Linked DNA regions of Mus musculus: region 1 is linked to region 2. Evidence: chromatin contacts called from ENCODE Hi-C or POLR2A ChIA-PET data. All regions are on one chromosome and are shown on one strand. The core of a region is the stretch at or near the end of the contact, and the rest is flanking DNA. Distances in the headings are between cores, read along the strand shown.

Evidence for each region. Hi-C counts contacts between places; a loop is a spot of excess contacts on that map. ChIA-PET counts read pairs that join two places held with the same protein, here RNA polymerase II (POLR2A).
Region 1: a map of heart shows a loop between it and region 2 (3-fold over the local background). The contact joins the enhancer-like site here to the promoter of Inpp5d in region 2. A Hi-C loop is called at or near these places in 8 of 37 maps with a recorded cell type or tissue (heart, left cerebral cortex, mature B cell and 1 more). POLR2A ChIA-PET finds 5 or more read pairs at or near these places in 4 of 5 experiments (Patski and embryonic stem cell).

Annotation. Positions count from the first base shown.
Region 1 is chr1:87,655,863-87,659,386 of GRCm38, forward strand. The region is part of intron 2 of Inpp5d (inositol polyphosphate-5-phosphatase D); the gene reads left to right. Among named protein-coding and RNA genes, the nearest start is that of Inpp5d, 37 kb to the left of the region's middle. Within about 2 kb of position 2,274, at least 2 of the 3 ENCODE cell types and tissues checked have a DNase peak (open chromatin) inside an H3K27ac peak, as active enhancers do; they include heart and left cerebral cortex, where a contact is called at or near this core.
Region 2 is chr1:87,617,540-87,621,598 of GRCm38, forward strand. It overlaps Inpp5d (inositol polyphosphate-5-phosphatase D), which reads left to right and starts at 2,773. Exons shown (of 27, transcript NM_010566.3): 1 at 2,773-3,092. The coding sequence starts at 2,950.

The DNA of each region.
Region 1 (3,524 bases), core at 1,024-3,523, 38 kb after region 2:
TTCAATGTTCAGAGTGTACTGGCTGCTCCTCCTGCTACACTTGGTGGTTCCTGGCTCTTTTTGACAAATTGTCTTCCCGTTCAAAGCATGGCTTTTCTCCCTAGAACCTACTAGTGCAGTGGCCCTTTAATATAGTTCTTCATGCTGTGGTGACCCCCAATCATAAAACTAATTTCATTGCTACTTCATTAACTATAATTTTGCTACTGTTATACATCAGAAGGTAAATATTTTTGAAGATAGAGGTTTGCCAAAGGGGTCACAACCAATAGTTTGAGAACCTCTACTCTAGAAATATATATCTCAGGTTCTGCTGTGCCTTCCCAGCCCCAGATTGTAGGCTCTTAGCTGAATTTAAGAACCTCTGGGTCTTTGTAATGGGGAAAGCACCCAAGATGTGAACAGTGCTCATTGCTGTTAGTCTCTGCCCTCTCAGCAGACAGAACCAAGAAGGTGGGGGAGGAAGTGTGTGTGTGTGTGTGTGTGTGTGTGTGTGTGTGTGTGTGTGTATACAATTCATACTGCTACTTCCCATTCAAATCCCAAACAACAGAATTGCTCTGCAGCTCCCTCCCTAGCCTGGCTTGCATGCTTCTCCTTGTTCCTTAGCAGGTGTGAAACCAGTGCCCTGCTCAGTTGTCCCTTTGGCCTCACCATCTCCTGTGGCTTCTCAGGATCTGGATATTTCCTTACCTCAGTGTCCGCTGTGCCTTCAGCCCAACTGTCTCTGTATCCGTCTGTGTCCCTACCATCGCCATGACCCCAGCTCGGAAGTTGGCTCTAGCTACTTCAAAGGCGACGAAACAATGAAACTGTGCTAATAACCAGAGGAAAGGGAGCTGGGCATGGTGGGTCATGCCTATAATCCCAGTACTTGGGAGGCTGAGGCAGGAGGATCTCAAGTTCCACTCTAGCCTGAGCTATATGGTTCCAGAGCAAAATCCTTTCTCAGAGGAAGAAGGAAGGGGGTGAGCTGTCTTCTTTGGGGATATCCTTTAGAGAAACCACTCTCAGCCCTAGAACTAAAGACAGGTTTCTGAGTCTAAAGCAGTCCCCCAAACTATTCTCAGCCCAAGCTGCCCCTTTCCCCAGGCTTCTGGGTCTCTCTAGCTGGCCACGCCTCCTCAGTCTATTAGTGTTCTAGCTGTACCAGATCCCTGTCCCTGCCCCTTTCCCCTTTCTTCCACCCTACCTCCCTCATTCAAGTACAGACTCTTACCCTGTACTGCTGCCAAAGTGATGTCATCCTGACCAGCAGTGGTTTGCACCTGTAATCGCCACACTCAGATGATGAGTTTGAGTCAAGTCTGGGCTATAATGTAAGAACTTGAATCAATCAATAAATAAAAGTTAAAATATCAATCCTACATGAATGCACACCCCAGCTCTTGAGTGCTCCCAAAAGCTTTCAAAATTATTGTTAAAAATAATAGTAAGTTCTACAAAATCCCAGAGGCCCCAGAAATCATGCGCTCTCCCCTTCACCCACATGAAGTCTTTTTGGCCAAGGCAGAGGAGGTGAGTAGACATTGAGAAGAAGGCAGACGGAAGGTAGAGGAAACTTCCTGATGACTGCAGAGATAGGAGAGGGCAGAGGGGCCTGTGGAGAGAGACTCAGGAGAAGCTGGGTCCTAGACACACTGATAACTGCATAGGGAGATGGCAGACCATGCTATCTAAAACACAAAGGCCTGGTCAGGCCAGCTGAACTCCTGAGCTGCCCTGCTGCCACCCCCCTTCCACAGTCCCCCTTCCCCTTCCCCTGCCCCCTGCCCAGCACAGCTCTCAGATCTTCTGTGTAAGTTGTATCTGTGGAACACCCCCAAGCTTGGACTGAGTCTAGCCCCTGCCTGTCCCTCAATCACCGTCTTTTCAACTGGCAGACTCAGGGTCCTCACTAAGAAGCAGAAATAATAAACACGATCACTGGCACCCCTCTGCCCGCAGACAAATGTGTTTTCACCCTGCTTTCACCCTGCTGCCTAAGCCTTGTCTTCTGACTTTCTCCTTGGACCTGAAGAGGGTGCTTTGATTTGGTGTGAATCTGCATGGAGCTCTTTGGTTTGGGTTCCCCACTTCCCACTTCCCACCATCTATAAAATCTCCATGGTAACTGAATGGGCCGGCCTCAGAATGGCTAAGTAGCTAAAGATCGCCTTGAATCCCTGATCCTCGGTCTCTGCCTCCCAAGGGCTGGCATCTTGGGCCTGCAGTCCTGCTCTGGGAAGTCTTTTCAACCTAAAAGGAAGGCTACCCCAACCTTCAGGAGTGGCCACCCGGAGCACCACACTTCTGCTCAGCGGCTGGCAGACTTCCTCCCCTGTGCCCAGTCTATTTCAGTTCTGCATTTAGAGATGTCAGACAGTGCTGACATTAAAACTATCCCCTGGGATGTTTCAGCTTGTCTAGGGCTCTGACCGCCCAGGCCTGCTCTTTCCTGCTCCCCACCCCCACCCTGCCCCCAGGGTATTTTCAGTCATCCCCAGGACTGCATCTGAAAAAGCAGCCAGCAGTCTGACCACCAGCTGACCTTCAGATGACCTTAGTCTTAAAGGTACCAGTGCCCTCCCTCCTCTTCCTCAAACCTGGACCCCCCCAGCCTGAAGGCCAACCAACCCTCCATACCCAAAAACCTTTGTGCATGGCTTTGTACCTTCTGGGATATTGCTCCCTGGTAGATGCAGATGCCAAGAGATAGAACAAGATTTTCCCTATAAGATCTAGCTGGGCAGTCCACTCCCCTCCACCTCCCTGCACCTTTTATAGTAGCGTGGTCTGTTTTATGGAGCAGATGTATCTCAGAACAGTGGGCTGTGGTTATGTACCGTACCAGTTTCCCCTGTCAACAGACCTGGGCTATAAGACAGGGTTTTTCAAGGCTCTTGTGAAGGGGGGGGGTTGGTAAAGTAGGAACCACAGTTATATCCCAAGGCAGAGTGAGCTGTGCATTCAAAGCTTGACTCCTTGGGTTGTTGTCTATAAAGGCCTTATAAAAAACATTGCTTCTAGTTACTCTGTGTAGACATATTAACTAATCAGAGACAAGGACTATATTTCATTTCGTGAACAGAACTAATCCTTACTTTATTGTCTTGTGTGTGACTTTTGATTCTGAACATAATAAATTCATGTCCAGTCTGTTGATTAAGCAAATCCCATGGAGAGGTCTATCAGCCTCAAGCCTGGGATATCCCAGTTACAAGCATTATTTTAAAGTAGGAAGAGCCTGAGGCTGAGGGTGGAGCACAGTGAAAGGGCTCGGGCCACACCATGCACCACACCCGCTCATCTTCAGGTTCTCTCTCTCTTGGATCAAACTGCCTGCCACATGCTATAGTTAATCTGTTAAGGAGAGAAGGAATTCATGCCTGCCAAGTGGAAGAGGAGAGTCACCGGGGAGCAGGGGCCTCACGGTCCATGGGTATTGTGGGGTATCATTCCTAAGGGGCACAGTGAGGGTACATCAGTAAACAGCTCAGAAGGCTGTTAGAGGCCCACAGCTAACTCGAGACCTTTGGGGTTCC
Region 2 (4,059 bases), core at 1,523-4,022:
TAAGACAAATTGGTACCAGGAGTGGGGTATTCCTGTGACAACCTGACCATGTTCTGGGGAGGACTGTGGAAGGACTTTGGAACTTTGGGCTTGAAGATCCATTCGTTGTTAAGAGCTCTGTCAGATGTTGTGTAGGAGCTTGGAAGATAATGTTGAGAACAGTGCAGAAGATGGAGGTTTGGTTTGTGAAATTTCAGAGGGAAAATTAAAGACTCTTTTCAGGGCCATTGCTGTTTTGATTGTGAAGATTCTGTAGTTCTGGTTAGCTGGGGCTGAAGAATCAGCTGTGATTAACAAGATACCAGAACTACTAAAGCAAAAACTTTGCATTACTGGGACTATTGATGCTGGTTAGCTGGAGCTAAGAAATTAGCGGTGATTAAGAAGAGACCAGCATCATTGAGGTGACATCTTCTGGGAGGTGTTTTCTGAGAGCACAGTGGCTGTGTTCCAGATATAGCCAAAGTTGTACCTTGTGCTGTGGCTGGACTTGGTAATGTGTAAGAGTCACCCAGGTGGTACTGGTTTTGAAGGCATGAAGGAGTTGAGCAGAACAGCTGAGGCTTGGCACTGTGAGAGGCCATGGAAGGCCATTGGTGAAAGTGCAGCCTCAGTTGCAATTGATGGCCCAGGACTGAAGGGGTCATGCAGTGTTTTGGAGATGCCAGTACCATGAGATGACCACCAAGAGCAGCAGCAGCAGTGGAGTACAGGCGTCTGGAGCCTACAGGATGACACATGTGCTACAAAGGGCCTGGCTGGAGAAGTGATCCAAGCCCTTGGAGGAGCCCAGAAGATCGTGAGTTGGATCCCAGACATTGGACGGTTAGAGATTGACTTTTGCTTTTGATTGTGACTGTGCCCTGATATTTTCCCTCTTGAAGGAAGAAACTGTTTTAGTGGAGCCCACAGTTAAGAGACTTTTAATTGTAAAAAGACTTTGGATTTTAAAAGAGATGGATATTTTAAAGAGATTGAAATTTTAAGCATATGTAAAGACTGTGGGACTTTTAAAGTTATTTAGAATGGGGATGAATAAGATTGTAAGGGTTGAGGCTTACTAGTGATGTGTTTGTGTGTCAAGTTGACAAGGGGTCAATTGTACTGGCTAGCTTTGTGTCAACTTGACACAGCTGGAGTTATCACAGAGAAAGGAGCTTCAGTTGAGGAAATGCCTCCATGAGATCCAACTGTAAGGCATTTTCTCAATTAGTGATCAAGGGGGAAAGGCCCCTTGTGGGTGGGACCATCTCAGGGCTGGTAGTCTTAGCTCTATAAGAGAGCAGGCTGAGCAAGCCAGGTGAGGCAAGCCAATGAAGAACATCCCTCCATGGCCTCTGCATCAGCTCCTGCTTCCTGACCTGCTTGAGTTCCAGTCCTGACTTCCTTTGGTGATGAACAGCAGTATGGAAGTGTAAGCCGAATAAACCCTTTCCTCCCCAACTTGCTTCTTGGTCATGATGTTTGTGCAGGAATAGAAACCCTGACTAAGACAATGTGTTAGACAGAGATTTCCTAAGGAGGGCTGCATGGGGTACTGTGAACTTGAGAGGACTCCATGAAGGGTCCCTTGTAGAGTTAGAGTTAACATCTTCAGCCTCCAGGTGGCAAAATCAGAATGTAGACGTGAGCTCTTGTCGAGACCATGTCCCCTCCCTCTGGCTCAGGACCTGGCTGGAGTACTCTACCCACTCTCAGATTTCCCACCAGCTGTGCCCTGCAGGCCCCAAGCTCCTGCCATGGATGACATCAACACAGCTCCCATGTCCTCCACACACCAGAGCTCCTTTCTGAATTACACCCTGCAGTCTAAAGAAAACTGAGGCTGAGAGCGATAAGCTCAACCAAGCTCCAGTATGTGCGTGCATGTGTGTGTAGGGGGGTGCCTGGCTTAGGTCTGTTGTCACATCTAACGTGACAAGGTTCAGATGAAGGAGTGAACAATCACCACTTCTGCCGTAAGCCAGCACTTCCCTTGGTGGGCCTGGCCTGAGGAACAAGGTCACCCAGCTCTGGGATCAAAGGGACAGTGGCTACCTTAGTACCTGCAGAACTCAGCTAGTACTGAACGGTGACCTTTAAGGGGTGAGCAAACATAGCCATGTCTAGCCACAGAGGGAATAGCCTGACTGGCCATTTGGGCTTCTGCAGTGCAGAACGCGGTAACATATATCACCAAAGTGGCCAGCTTGCACCATAGGGACATGTAAGCCCTTCCGTGAGCCCCAGGTGCCCAGCAGAGGTCCAGAGGGGCCAAACCAGACTGTTTTAGCTAGGGAATAGTGTTGCTCACAGTGGGCTGGGTCTTCTGACATCAACTAGCTTCATTAAAACAACCCCTACAGATGTATCCACAGGCTAGCCCAATGCAGACGTTCCCTCATGGAGATTCTCTTCCTGGGCAATCCTATGTTGTGTCAAGTTGACAGTTAAAGCTCACCATCACAAGTATGCTGGGTGGCGCTGGGGAAAACTGTGACCACCCTTGTGGACATCAGCAAAGGTTTCTGAGAGCCATGCCTTTGGCCTATTCACAAATGTTGGGCCAGGCTTGAGAAGTCAGCCATGAAACCTGACGCTAAAAGAGCCCTTGCGTCCCTCGTGTGGAACTTCGGCTGATAATGGACGCTTCTGGAGGTTAGGTCCCATTCAGGGGAAATAGAGAGCCAGTGAGTGAGAGGGTGGAGCAGGCAGCCAGTGCTGGCTGGGTGGGAAGGTAGATGATGCCCCCCCCCCACTTGGTTTCTATAATGAGGAAGTTCTGTGCAGCTCAGTTTCCTCTCCCTCGCTGAGTGCCTGAAACAGGAAGTCAGTCAGTTAAGCTGGTAGGAGCAGCAGAGGCAATTTCTGAGAGGCAACAGGCGGCAGGTCTCAGCCTAGAGAGGGCCCTGAACTACTTTGCTGGAGTGTCCGTCCTGGGAGTGGCTGCTGACCCAGTCCAGGAGACCCATGCCTGCCATGGTCCCTGGGTGGAACCATGGCAACATCACCCGCTCCAAGGCAGAGGAGCTACTTTCCAGAGCCGGCAAGGACGGGAGCTTCCTTGTGCGTGCCAGCGAGTCCATCCCCCGGGCCTACGCACTCTGCGTGCTGTGAGTACCCGTCTCCTCCCAACTGTCAGATCCAGGGACCACTGAGGTGTGGATCCAAAGGGGGAACCCCTGTAATGGGAGTTTGAGTTAGGTTTATGTCATAGGATGGTGGGACGTGACTGGCACTTCGTTGCCCTGTGGGGAGGGGAGAAGGGGGGGCAGCATCTGAGGCCCACTTTGGACCTTGGCGTTCGAGTTCAGGGAGCCTGTGTCATGACAGGCTTGTGTGGTGCTAGGGCTCTCTGAGTGACTCTGGGCCTCCCCTATACTGCAGCCCTCCATGACCTGTGGTGCCAGGGGTCTCCGTGAGTTCCTGTGGCAGGAGCAGGGACAGAGTCAGGAAGAAACTCAGGCCTCTCTGGTGGAGGGTGTATTGGAATGCATTTTGGTCAGCTCAAGCGTCAGTCAGGGACTCAGTGAAGGGCAACCTTGGCAAAAGGGTCCCCTCCTCCACCCTGCTAGTATGTGGTCTTAGAGCTAATTCTATTTGGGGAGCTGAGTCCGGGGTGCATTTAATCAGGATAGGATTCCTCGTGTACACATTTTACTCTAGGCTGCAAGGACACAGGAAGCCACAGAGCTGCTCTCTGAGTAGGTCTCTGTCCCTCCTTGCACTCAGCTATGTCCCTCCCTATCCAGGTCTCTGCCCCCGTTGGTACCCCCCCACAGCCCAGTGTGAAGATGTTGCTGAATATGCTGGTTATCCTAACAACAGAGGAAACAGCCACTTGCTGAAGGTTCCTTTTTAACACTCCGTCCGTCTAGCGTCTTCTGAGGAAGGCCGCCACCCCTATAGTCCTGTGGTCAGACCCTGTCCAGGCTTCAGGCTGGAGCAGGGCAGGAACACTGTCAGGAAGGGTGTGCCTACTTGAACAGCACAGGTACCATCTGATAGATTGTCCCTGGACTGAGAGAAAGATCTTTCAGAGCAGCTAGCTGCCCCCCCCCCAATCTTCATGCAGGAGGG